Regions from separate parts of the Homo sapiens genome. Here region 1 is linked to region 2. Evidence: chromatin contacts called from ENCODE Hi-C or POLR2A ChIA-PET data. All regions are on one chromosome and are shown on one strand. Each heading gives the region's core, a stretch centred on a gene start or an enhancer-like site at or near the end of the contact. The rest is flanking DNA. Distances are from core to core; before and after follow the strand shown. Region 1 overlaps SRGAP1 (SLIT-ROBO Rho GTPase activating protein 1). Region 2 has its middle 40 kb from the start of KICS2.

Region 1 (6,397 bases), core at 466-2,965, 140 kb after region 2:
ATATCAGCATATTTTCCTATATCATTAAATATTCTTCTAAACATAATTTTAAGTGCTACATAGTATTTGTCTATATGACTGTTCCATAACTTAATTCCCCATTGTTAAAAACTTTAGGATATTTCAACTATTTGCTTTATAAAGTTGTGTTAAAAACCTTTGATGTATATCTAATTTATTCTCTTAGAAATGATATATGTAATTTGAATTTTAATAAATTTAGGAATATATAGAACATAACAATTTCATAATGTATTAAAATTTACAGAATGAATCCTCAATTATTACACATTTTGGCTATATTATTGTTACAAAAAAGTTTGTGTACAAAATTGTGTCATATTTCCTAGGACAAATTTTCAGAAATAGAATTGCAGCATTAGAGAATATGCACATTTTTGAGACTTAGTAATATATTGCCAATTTTATACTCAGCTAATTAAAATAAACTGATCTATTGTGTTATCTCTGAAAGTATTTCAGACAACATAGGTGCTTAATAAATATTTTCTTAAATAATAAACAAGCTATTCATTATTTTTATAACGGTACCTATAAATCGGTATGTAATCTCTGTATTCTTAGGTACAGGAGAGTAACAGTCACAGATTTCAGAGTCACAGATTTTATCTGAAAATCATAATTTTTCCAATATAATTTCAGTATGCTTTCATATGTCAGACATCCGGGTGAATTCGAAAACCTGTGTATTTTGAGCACAATTATGCTCCTTAAAAGAAACAACACATGTAAGGTGTGATGACTCCAATGCAAAGGATGTATCGAGGAGCACACCCGAACTCGGCACCCAGTGCTAAGCATTTGTGGCAGTACTTTATTATAAATGATGTCAAATTCTCATCCCCAGAAGACAGACTTCATTTCATATGGAAATAACCACGTTACTCAGAGCCAATTTTATAACTAAGGTCTAAGAAGTTGAGAATAATGCAATGTTTTCAAGTAATGAATTTGATTTTTCTCATTTCAAGAGATGAGTTTTTAAATAGTTTGAGACCTGGAAGCATCACTGGAACAAATATATTTATTTAGGTTAATCCATATGAAATTGATGTTTCTGTAGGTTATTAAAAAGGTGGAAAATCAGCATTTTCTTATGGTTCAACTTAACACATGTTCTCAAGATGACTATTTTGAAGGGTAAAACATGGGGTTAACGAAGAACCTTTACTTATTTTCATAAAATCTGATGATGGCTTTCCTTAAAAATGTAAGCTGGTAAATCATGTTAAAGGCATTACAGAGCCAGAACAAAGTAAGGGCTAAAATATAAAGCACTGGCAGCTTTTTCTGAGCCGTGTGTAATTGGAAAGTTGTCTGTTTTTAGTAATTATTGAACCTGTCTGGGAGAAGTTTGGTTGGCTACTCCAGTTTAAAAGCAAAATAAAATAGCAGTAGGAAGCAGCTGAGCAGCTGGGAAATGAAAAGGGAGTCACCCCGCAGCTGGGCAAACAGCAAAAGGTCAACGAATCTACACACACCTTGCATTTCTTTCTAGGCTTGGCTCTTGTTATTCCCTGCCTGAAGCAAACCCACATACTATTATATTTGGGTCTTGGTTCCAGTTATATCTTAAAATGAGAGGGTGTACACACACACACACACACACACACACACACACGTTGCTCAGCTGTCTGTATTCTTGCTAATAGGAGTGAGGAAATGAGAACATGTGACTCTCATTACACTTGGATGAAAAGGCACCTCAGGCCACCCCGAGTATCTGAGAAATATTTCTTTTAAATAAATTATCGCAAAGAAAAAATCTGAACTTCTGACTCTTGCTTGACTTGGACACTGAGGACTAGTATAAACAGGTAGTTTGCACAAACTAAGCCTGAGAGAAAGGATACTGCGCTGACTGCCAGCAGGGTGTTCCTTACTGACTAGTGTGGGTTAAAAGGAAAACATTTGAGTCTGACCTAACGCTGGAAAGAAAAGAGTGTATCTCATCATAATGTGGTTCAGCACAATAGCTGAGTATTCTCTACCTAGTTCGGTGGTAATTTCCGGAAAGCAAATTTCTTTGTTGAGTTTTCCAATTTGTCTTAGGGTTTCCACTATTCACTAAAATGTTAACAGTTACAGTGAATGAATTTTAAAAGTTGGGGAGATAAACGCTAAAAGCTTTTTCGAGAACTCTAATTGCAGATAATGAATGCAAGTACAAACTGCATTATTTAAAATGTAAGCTGTTGACAGAAGTCAAATGTATTTTGTGTTTAAAATAACAGACAGTTCTCTTTCTTTTTCAGAGAAGTAAAGGAAAGCTTTTATTTTTTACAGGTGCATTTTGAATACATACTGCAAAGAAAATAACAGCTTCTCCACCAGCTTAATGCAAACACAAGCCTTTGCATACCAAATGACCTGACAGGCATATAGCCATGTAAATGTACTCCCATAGCATATTTTCCTGTTTGAATTCTTCTCTACTAAAACTTCATGCATAATTCTCCATTCAATACACCTAATTTATCTTTCTTGCTCCATTTTTCCTCAACTGCTGAAAAAATAGTCAAGTAGAAAACGACCCACGTCATGAATTTCCTTAGGAGATTGGGATATCCTATATGATAACTTGCACAGAAGTTAATATTTTTTTCTTACTGACATGGCCATATCATGTATCTGACACTACTCTTATAGTTTAAATCAAAATAATAAAAATACCTGTAGCAAATTTAATGCTTCGTGTTAAGAAATCACTATATATCTGAAAACTATATGTGTTGGAGAGATCAATAGATTAATGATATAGTTTCTACTTTTTGACTACTGGCTCAAAAGTTAGAAGACACGGATCCCAGGAATGGATCTACAATTACTAGGTGTCGGGAAATTATTTAATGCCTCTTGATTACTTTACAAGGTCGTCATGGATGCCAAATTGTGTGTCCCTGTGTGTGTATTTTTTTAATTTAAATTTTATTGAGTATTTACTATATATATCTATGTATACAATATATACAGATATGTACATATATACGTATAATTTACTTTAGCAAGCATTATATAATGCTCACTATGTGCTAGACATACTTTTCAGCATTTTACGAATAACATATTTAATCCTTCTAGAAACTCTTATGAAATAAGTACCTTTATTCTTCCCTTTATGTTGATGAAAAAACTGAGGCAAAGAGAGGTTATGTAACTTGTCCAAGGTCACACAGCTGGCACAGCAATGGTGGGAACCCAGACAGCCTGGCTTCAGATGAGGTGTTTGGGACTGCTACGCCATAACCTTTGGAAAGTCTAAAGTATCATACAATTGGAAGGCCTCTTTATCTAAGGGATACAGTCACTCTTAGTTATATGTAGGAATAGAGGAAAAGAGAGGATGAAAGATATTTATGTATTCAACATGTGCTTGGTGCTTACCACCCATAACCCACTGATGGGTGTGAAAAGAAATACTTGGTTTCCATCTTCTAAGAGTTTAAAATTTTGGAGACTAAAAAATGGGCCTTTGATATTCTGATGGGCACAGATGAAGGGAGGGCATCCAGGCTAGAAAGATGGTACAAGCAAAGTTCTAATAAGGCAGGGATGCGGGAAAGCACACAGGTGAGGTGGGCATGAGCAGACCAAGATGGCAGAGAAGGGGTCCAGGGAAGAACTTGGAAAGTAGATGGTTGGGTAACAAGCTGAAGGATAAGATTAGATAAGTTGGCATGGGCCAAAGAGTCTTGAAACCCCCACTAAGAAGGGCATAATGTATTCTATAGGTGTTGGTGAATCCACAGTGTTGCAGACAGTATGGTCAAAGCAGTGTCTTAGTAATAACATGGTGGAGATATGCAGGATGGCTTGGGGTGACTTCATTTAGTACGGAGGAAGAGGGAATGGACAATAAGAAAAAGAATCCACGATGACAGTTATAAGGCCTTTTCCCTGTTACCATTCTCTTTGACCTTTTCTTAAACTTGACATGATTCCCTCTACCATGGAGTTCAATGCTATCAGACTGGTCCCAACACCCATCCAAGCAGCAATTTGTGTACCACTCTGAGTCAGTCACTCACGGCTCCCTCCCCAGAATTTATATGTTCCTGCCTCTGCAGCTTCTCCCAAGCAAGTCCCTGAGCTGCTGTCCCCCAGCACCTCCTCCTTTTGACATTTGACCCATTCTCCATGGCAAGCTTAAATCTCACCTATGGCTAAGTGTTCCCTGGCTTCTCAGCCAGAGGGATCTTATTCTTCTGATTGCCAAGACAAGTATTGTCTTTCAAGACAGCTCTTCATTCAGAGTCTTCAGCACATAGCACTTTAGCTATATGTCACAGATCTCTGTGTACCACCCAGATTGTGGACTGTCCTGTAAGAAGAGCCAGGGTACCAGTCATGTTTATGTACCTTCAGATTCTTAAAACTGTCTCATATACAGTATGAGTAAAATAGGTGAGAATCAAATGAAGGATAAGAACCCATTTTATAGTAAGCTTGTCCATCCATTTATTCACTTAACAAATATTTATTAAACATCTACAATGCATCTGGCATTGTTCTTTTCTATCCTCGGCTTCCAAAATAGCACCAGCAATAAATACCTGGGATTGGACTAATGGGATGACAAATAGTTCTAAGTCATTTGTGAAATATGGTTAGTGTTGGAATTTATGGCCTCTCAGAAAAGAAATGATGTGGTGGTTTGGCAGGGAAGGGAGATGAAAAACAGTATGTTAGTGACAATATTTCCTAACTCTATATAGCCTGCTGCTTCACTAAATCCATTAATCACTAAAAGCTCTTCTGAGAAACTACATTCTTTGGGTTTCTTATCAACTACCTAAGATAAAGATCTATTTTCTACAATCAATACATAAGAGGACTCTAACTGTAGCTGAATTTCTGCAAGTGCCAGACTAACCAAACCACTGGGGTAATACCACAGCCTTGGAAGCCCACGCCCATTGTTTCCCAGGAAACTCTCAGGTGCGTGGGGAAAGCCACCAGGGCCACCTTCAGCTGAACCCCAGGAACCTAACACAGCCACAGTACCTCCCTCCAGGTCACAGCCTCTCTTTGGGCAAGCTGTCTCTCTGGCGGCTTGAGACAGTGGTAGTGGGCAGGAATTCCCTCAAAAAGAGCACTCAGGACACGTGTGCCATGATCTTTACATCTGCAATCTCCAGTCTTCTTGCTCTTTAGTATACCTGGCCAAACCCGCTGATGAACACAGACTCTGGAACCAGGAAGACCTGGATTTGAGTTCCAGTGCCATCAATTCTTAAGTGGGCAAGTTTCCTAATGCCCCTGAGCTCCAGTTCCTTCGAGGTAAAATGGGGATGAAATGACAGAATGTAAGCACACAGCACGGTGGGTAGTTATGATTCTTGACAGTGTCTAAGGTATGATGTAGAAGTAACAGTGCAGGCTTTGGGCCTTCATATCCAGGCTCTAAGCAGATAGGTGCAGGCCACTGTCTCCCAAAGGCAAAGCAGCAGAGAGAACTGAGGTACAATAAAAGCAGACCAACAGATGCCTTTTTGCTATTTCATGTTGAGAACTGGGCTAGCACAAACCTCATAAAAACTAAAACAATATATCAGTAAGGATGGCCTTGGAGGCGACTGCAAAGACACACATTTATAAAACACTCCTGAATTCACACTTTGGAAATGCTTTTGGCCTGTCTACACACACCTCTTATAATTAGCGCCTTTTTCAATGTATGGTGACAGTTACTCTAGAATCAGGTAGACATTAGCCCAGGTTTCAGGGTGCAATGTATACTGATTTTATTTATTCATCCACCAAACAGCTACTGAGTGTCTGAATACCAGACACTGTGCTAGGCCTTGAGACTAGAGATGAAAGACATAATCTCTCCCCAGTAGGGGTGACACAAAGGCCAGCCTACTCTTACTGCACTACAAATAGGAAGTGGATATATGCAGAGGTGGGAGAGGGGCAGTTGCTGGACTTCAGGGTAGGCTGAGTGAGAATTAGGTAGAGAAAAATTCCCAGGCTTCTTTGTAATCAGCTTATATTTAAGTCTGGAAGCCCATTTAGGGAGAGAAAAAAATGGATAATATATTTCATTTATATAAAGGATATAAAGGCATGAGAAGCCAGCCCTTAACATACACCTACAATGGATGTCTCTGTTTCTCAGTTCCCATCCCATCCCCCACCTCCCACTTAAGGCCTGCAAGTGAAACCAGAAAGTTTTTTTTCTTTTCTTTTTTTTTTTTTTTTCTTGTTCCCAGCATCAGGGCTGAAAGAGTTGCTGATCCCTGAGGTCATGAGTGGCCAGCAGGACTGTTACAATGATAAACTTTCACAAACCCACCTTCTCTCCCTGGGCCAATGTGGCTCTTCATAAATCAGTGAAAGCAAAGTTTACAAAACTTCAATTACACTTGCAAAG
Region 2 (6,456 bases), core at 2,697-5,196:
TTTTTTTTTGAGACAGAGTCTCACTCTGTCGCCCAGGCTGGAGTGCAGTGGCGTGATCTCGGCTCACTGCAAGCTCCGCCTCCCGGGTTCATGCCATTCTCCTGCCTCAGCCTCACGAGTAGCTGGGACTACAGGTGCCTGCCACCATGCTCGGCTAATTTTTTTGTATTTTTAGTAGAGACGGGGTTTCACCGTGTTAGCCAGGATGGTCTTGATATCCTGACCTCGTGATCCGCCCGCCTCGGCCTCCCAAAGTGCTAGAATTACAGGTGTGAGCCACCGTGCCCGTCCCCCAATCTTTTATAATGGTTTGTAAGCATGCCTTCCCTTTGCTCCAGAGGGAGACATTCCTATTCCAGCCAGTAAGTGTGTTGGTTTCCTAGAGCTCCCATAACAAAATACCAAAAATTGGATGGTTTAAAGCAACAGAAATGTATTGTCTCTCAGTTCTGCAGGCTAGAAGTCTGACATGGTGATGGCAGAGCCATCTTCCCACTGAAACCTGTAGAGATAGTGCAGAACTAAGGGCAGTTGATGCCTTACTCTCAAGACCTGCAGAACATGAAAAAACCCATGGAAAATGGTCTCCTAATACGCTATGGTAAACGTATGGGTGAGAGGTAAGTTTATTTTTTGGTAAGAGAAAGGCAGTTATTAAAGGAGAAGGTAGAAAAAGCTTAGTTTACTAAAAGCACTTTCACAGGTTCTTAGGAGAGAGTTCATATGGAAGTTGAGGAATCTGAAATTGATTTCCTAAAAATTGATTTTCTTAAAATGATCTCTATTCTCATATCTTTTGAATAATATTTCCATATCTCAGTAGAATCCCAGCTTGAAGGGACATGAGGTACATCTGAACTGCTGTTCTCTGGGAATCACCACATACAGTACAGCTTTGAGATATTGATGCCATAATGCCCCCTTCTATTTTCCTGAACTTTCCAAGAAGTTTTTGCTAAAAGTTGTGGATGGGCTGAGCAATGTGATCAAAGAATTAAAAGAGGGTTTTCTGCCTTCTTTTAGGGGAGGGCAGCAGTAGCAGGAGGAAGGTTGAGTCCAGGAATTGCCAAAGGTGGTATGCCACAGAGCCCCTGTCAGCCTGTGTACAGGGAATGTGGTCAGGAGGCAGATGAGTGGCGGAGGCAGCAGACAACTGGATTGGAGTCCTGATTTCCAGAAATAGTAAGCAGAGGAATTTGTCAAGAGCCTGGAATTCCTGTAATTAAGCAGAATGGGGAGTTGACATTTTCCTAATGGATATTAGCAAATAAATGTGACCTCATTTTAAGCTCCCATTGGCCAAGGCCTGGACATTCCAGTTAAAGTTTTTGACCAAATTATATACGGCTAAGTTGATGTGGAATCATTCAGTTCCACAGTAAACCATTTATACAGACAAAGTGACTTATTTGCATATTTTTTCCTACTATGTTTTTTAATAACAAGGCCAGTTTTTGTGAATGTAACTATCTAGTCTAGCAAGTATAGTTGTCCTTGGAAAGCTTGAGAAAGTGCTTCTTATAGTATTTATTAAATGTCATTTTTAGTTTGAAAACCAACACAGATCTCCAGGAGCAATAATGTTTTATGTTATTAAAGTTGAGCCCCTATAGTCTTGCTTGATTTTAAAAGGATGGATGAATGACATTGAGGAGAGGAAGATAAGTTTTTTGTCTCTGTCCTCAGGGAATTAACTTCCAAGGAAGGGGGACCACCAGCACCTGAAGAGATATCTAGCTTTAAAAAAAAATCGTATAGATTTATCAAACTTTACAGGTGGGAATTGTAACAATATTGAAAAAATGTCAACTACTTAACAGCTGGTAAGAAAATTCTTAGGGAAAGTATTAAATGTTTAGAGAAAATACTTTGAGGAGATACTTGGAGTAGGATTGGCCTTATTACCTGCAAGGCTTTCATTTTTCCTTCCCTGGAGAAAGAATATGGTTCAGGGGGAAGAGATGGCTGGGTGTGATAGAGAGAGGAGCCAAGAGGCTCAACTCAGCCTAGTAGAATTAAATAGACCCTTAGATGCACTACAGCAAAGCAGGTGGAGAATGCATAGGGGGAGGTCTCTCAGGGTGTCAGTTGTGAGGTTACAATGTAAACCTCTCCTCTCTCCTCTTTGAAACCTTCAATAACTCCTTGAGCGAATTTTTTTTTTTTGAGGGGTCCTGACCGCAAAGGAGGGAGGAGGGACAATTGACATCTAAGGGCACTATATTCTTTCTTCCTCCTTCTGTTCCTTAAGTTATAGGAGGAAAGGATTAGCAACCTCTCCTTTCATTAATCAACAAAAAAGTCTTTAATTGTATTACGTGCTGCGGGCTTGCTGATGCATAAGATGGTGGTTGTGACTTACGTTTATCACCCATATGTATTGATTTTATAGGAAGGTGATATTGGACGGAAAGGCCAAACATGATCAGTCTTCTAAATTTTAATGTGAACGTGAGTGAAAGATAAGGTGCTTTGCTGGATTAAAAAGCAAAAAGGAAAAGAAGGGAAAAGCATATGAATGAGGAGAATTAAGTGCAACTCTCTTTTCCTTTTAGCTCTTAGTTTGTGCCAGTATGATGAGGTGGAAGGTAGATGTGGGGTTAGACAGTTCATAAAGAGGAAAGGAAGAAAAGTAATAAAAACAAAAAACCAGGGAAGGAGGAAGTGAACACAAGAAGAGTGAAGAGAGGCCAGGCATGGCTCATGCCTGTAATCCCAGCACTTTGGAAGGCTGAGGGTGGCAGATCACTTCAGCCCAGGAGTTTGAGACCAGTCTGGACAACACGGTGAGACCCCATCTCTACAAAAAATACAAGAAAAAAAATTTTGCTGGGTGTGGTGGCATGTGCCTGTAAGTTCCAGCTAGTCAGGAGGCTGAGGTGGGAGGATCACCTAAGCCTGGTAGATGGAGGCTGCTATGAGCCAAGATCATGCCACTCCAGCCTGAGTGACAGAGTGAGTACTGTCACACACACACGAAAGAATAGTGAAAAGAGTTACTATGGCATTCGGAAATAAAGAATCTTTGCTGTTCTGGTCAGTGCCATGGGCTTATGAAGTAAGTGTACAAGACCCTTTCATTGTAGTTCAATAAGAGCAACAAAGTCCTCACTTGGGGAACCTGGTCCTTGCTTCCTGCCTCCATGGGGTATGTGAGAACCCATTCAATTCTAACTCTCAGCTATTCAGCCAGAATCCCCGGCACTATGTTTATTAAGCTTACCAGGATAACCACTTTCTACACACAGCCTAGCAAAGAGAATTACTTTTAACGAAACAACAACAACAATAACAATTTTCAATGCTGTTATATCCCTATTCCATTCTGTGGGCACAAACCTCTGCTTATTCATAATCACTTCATATACAACACATTAAAAGCATCTTTTGTCTTAATTATGTGGGGCTAACATTTAGGGAGCATTCACCATAAACTCTGTTAGTCAGTGCTGAAGCTTCCTAGTAACATTGTTGACATTTGGTCTTGCCTTACTTTTTTTTTGGAGCTGGTAGGTTTCTGTTAAAAAAAACTTTTTTTTTTTGACCTCTTGGGGACTGAACTGTCTAGAGAGGCTCTGGATAAAAAAAGCAGCCTAATTGCAAAATCTTTCCTTTGGCAGTGAAAAGATTGGGAATGAGAGTCAGTGAGCACCAGCCAGTAGATGGCAACACTAAAGCAAGACACAGCTTCTTGGCTGTGGCTTCTTTTCCATCCTGGGACAACCCGTGCAGCTCAGCTTCTTTGGACAGTGGGAAGTTGAGCAGTATGATGTTTATAAAAATGACAATTTTTACTGTTTAAGGTTGGGGCATTAATGACTGCTCTTGTAGAGACAGGTATTCAGGCAAGAATTGGTTCAAGAAATGAGTCAGAAACTCTTCTGTCATTTCCAGTGAGTTTTAACCAAGACATTCCAAATGCCTTCCTCATCTGGTGACTGTGCAGTGAGCTTCTCCTGACTCAGAACCATCCACGCATGACTGTAACTGCTGCTGCTGCTTTGTTCCTGAGGCATTTTCTGTTTGTTCTGAGACTCATGCTCCCTCCCCAAATTTTCAGACAAGAGGGCTTACCTTGCTTGGAGTGTTTAGAAGGATGAATGGAGAGTATTAACATTTTTGTGAGGGAAAAGGGAGTTTCGTGCTCCTTGAGTTTGTAATGAAAGTACATACCTCTCCCCAAATGTCCATGAACACAAATAAAATTTTCTTTAATAATTTGGGAGGTTCATGGGACTCCCCATGAGTCCATGGGCCCGCAAGATAAAAATCCCTGTTTGGGAAAAGCTCTTGATGAAGTCCAAATAGGCTATTCAGGAGATACAGTAAGTCTTAAAGGTCAGTACTGTCCCAGGCGGATAAATAACTGCTGGATGTTTTCACCCGGATATCCTGTAGGCAACTCAGCACTTTCCTTTGCCAGACTTGCTCCACTTGGCATCCTTAATTCTTTCTTAGTATGACTCTTGTCCCAGTCGCCTTCTCTTCAGACTTTGGAGTCATGTTTGATTCTTCTGTTTTAGTCACTGCTGAATTTTCACAGCACTCTCATATTCGTCCCATTTTCATAGTCAGTTCTTTCTTCACTTTGGGCTATTAGATAAGCCTGGATTAGAAATCTCATCTCCTGCTTGGTCTCTCACCTTCTGTTTCTTTCTATTCCAGGCCTTCCTTCTTACCTTTGCTAGGGAATTCTTTGAAAACCCTGAGCTGGTTGTGTCTCGTTGGCTCTGCCTCTTGCTCCCTCTTTTTAAAAAGTCCTGATTAAGTAGCTCCCCAGAGTCTGCTGGAAGAAGTCCAGTTCTGACAATCAGGTTCAGCCTTTTCTTTTTTCTCTTCCGGCATTTCCTTGCTTTACCTCAGTTTTACGCAAAATGGAATACTTGGCTGGCCATGTATTTTCTTGCCTTTGCTCCGAGTTTTCTTTGTCTGGAATCCTTCTAGACTAGGGGTTCTTCACATTTTTGGTATGATAAAAGATGAGATTTCATTGGCAGCCTGCAAAGCATACACTTTCTCACAATGTTTTTAATGTATAAAATGATACACGAAATTACAAAGAAACCAATTATATTGAAATACAGTTATAAAAATCTTTAAAAATCTGCTATGTTGTATGCATTCTTCTTTATTAATACATTTAATAACATGATATGGCATTGGTCCTAATAATTATCGTGGCAATTTATGGCCTACATCTGTAATGGAAGGAAATGCTAAATTTCAGTTAGACATTAGGGAAAATAAAGATGTATTTTTTTCCTATCCACATTCACAGACCCCAGGCTAAGGATCTTAAATCTAGATTATTGATTCTCCAATAAAGTATGAATCAGAATCACTGGGATGCTAAACAAAGCATGCTAAGCCTCATTTCTGATTCAGCAGGTCAAGGGTAAGACCCTGGCTTTTGTATTTCTAAGTGTTGCTGATGCTGCAGGACCAGGGATTGCAGTTTGAAAACCTCCAATCTGCCAGGCGCAGTGGCACACACCTGTAATCCCAGCACTTTGGGAGGCTGAGGTGGGCAGAACTCCTGAGGTCAGGAGTTCGAGACCAGCCTGCCCAACATGGTGAAACCACTAAAATGCAACTACTAAAAATACAAAAAATTAGCCGGGTGTGGTGGCAGGTGCCTGTAATCCCAGCTACTCGGGAGGCTGAAGCAGGAGAATCATTTGAACCCAGGAGGCAGAGGTTGCAGAGCCGAGATCACACCACTGCACTCCAGCCTGGGTGACAAGAGCAAGACTCCATCTCAAAAAAAAAAAAAAAAAAAAAAAAAAAGAGAAAGAAAACCTCTGATCTAGGATAGATCATCACCTCTTGCCATCTTTACCTGCCAAAACCCTATGCCTCCTAAAAGACCCAGGGAAAGGCCACCTTTTGTATTAAGTTTTCCCCTATATCCCCTATTGGAAGTAATTTCTTCTCCTTCAAGGACCCTGTCCCAATTGTTCATCCCACTCTCATGGCATTTAACTTTCTGCCTTGTTCGCTGGAGTAAGATGTGTCTATTCTCGACTTGGACTTGAGCCTTCTAAACTATTTGTACTACTGGAAATGCTATGATATTTCAGACCTCCATGAAGGAATAAATGTCTTCTCTCACTCATTAGACTGTGAGCTTTTCTAGGGTATGAAACATGTCTTACAATTTGTGGGAGAGAAGAGGGACTAAGGAAGGGAAGAAGGAAAATTTCAATAGAGAACTCCTCATTAGGGAAATTTATCTAGAAGCACAGAAATTAGTCATGAAAGAGAACACCTCATTTATTCACATAATACCCTTCCTGGGTGCTACGGGCTGAAATGTCCTTTATCCAGATTAAAAAACAACAAAGTAGGTTACACAGTGGACCTTCCAGCAAGTTTTCAAAAGATTTCCATTGGCCCATGGTCATCGCACAGTATATGGCCTCATCCAGGTCCCTGGTAAGAATGTTTTATGGGTCA

The links. A loop is a pair of places that touch in the nucleus more often than their neighbours do. ChIA-PET counts read pairs that join two places held with the same protein, here RNA polymerase II (POLR2A). Pooled maps may share reads with other maps.
Region 1: a pooled map shows a loop between it and region 2 (2.1-fold over the local background). The contact joins two enhancer-like sites. A Hi-C loop is called at or near these places in 2 of 50 pooled maps. POLR2A ChIA-PET finds 5 or more read pairs at or near these places in 3 of 52 experiments (HEK293T, Panc1 and activated CD4-positive, alpha-beta T cell).

What each region holds. Positions count from the first base shown.
Region 1 is chr12:64,034,874-64,041,270 of GRCh38, reverse strand. All of the region lies in intron 4 of SRGAP1 (SLIT-ROBO Rho GTPase activating protein 1), which reads right to left. Among named protein-coding and RNA genes, the nearest start is that of KICS2, 180 kb to the left of the region's middle. Within about 2 kb of position 1,715, at least 5 of the 41 ENCODE cell types and tissues checked have a DNase peak (open chromatin) inside an H3K27ac peak, as active enhancers do; they include Panc1, where a contact is called at or near this core.
Region 2 is chr12:64,179,086-64,185,541 of GRCh38, reverse strand. No RefSeq gene overlaps it. Among named protein-coding and RNA genes, the nearest start is that of KICS2, 40 kb to the left of the region's middle. RefSeq lists an enhancer at 3,190-4,389. Within about 2 kb of position 3,946, at least 18 of the 41 ENCODE cell types and tissues checked have a DNase peak (open chromatin) inside an H3K27ac peak, as active enhancers do; they include Panc1, where a contact is called at or near this core.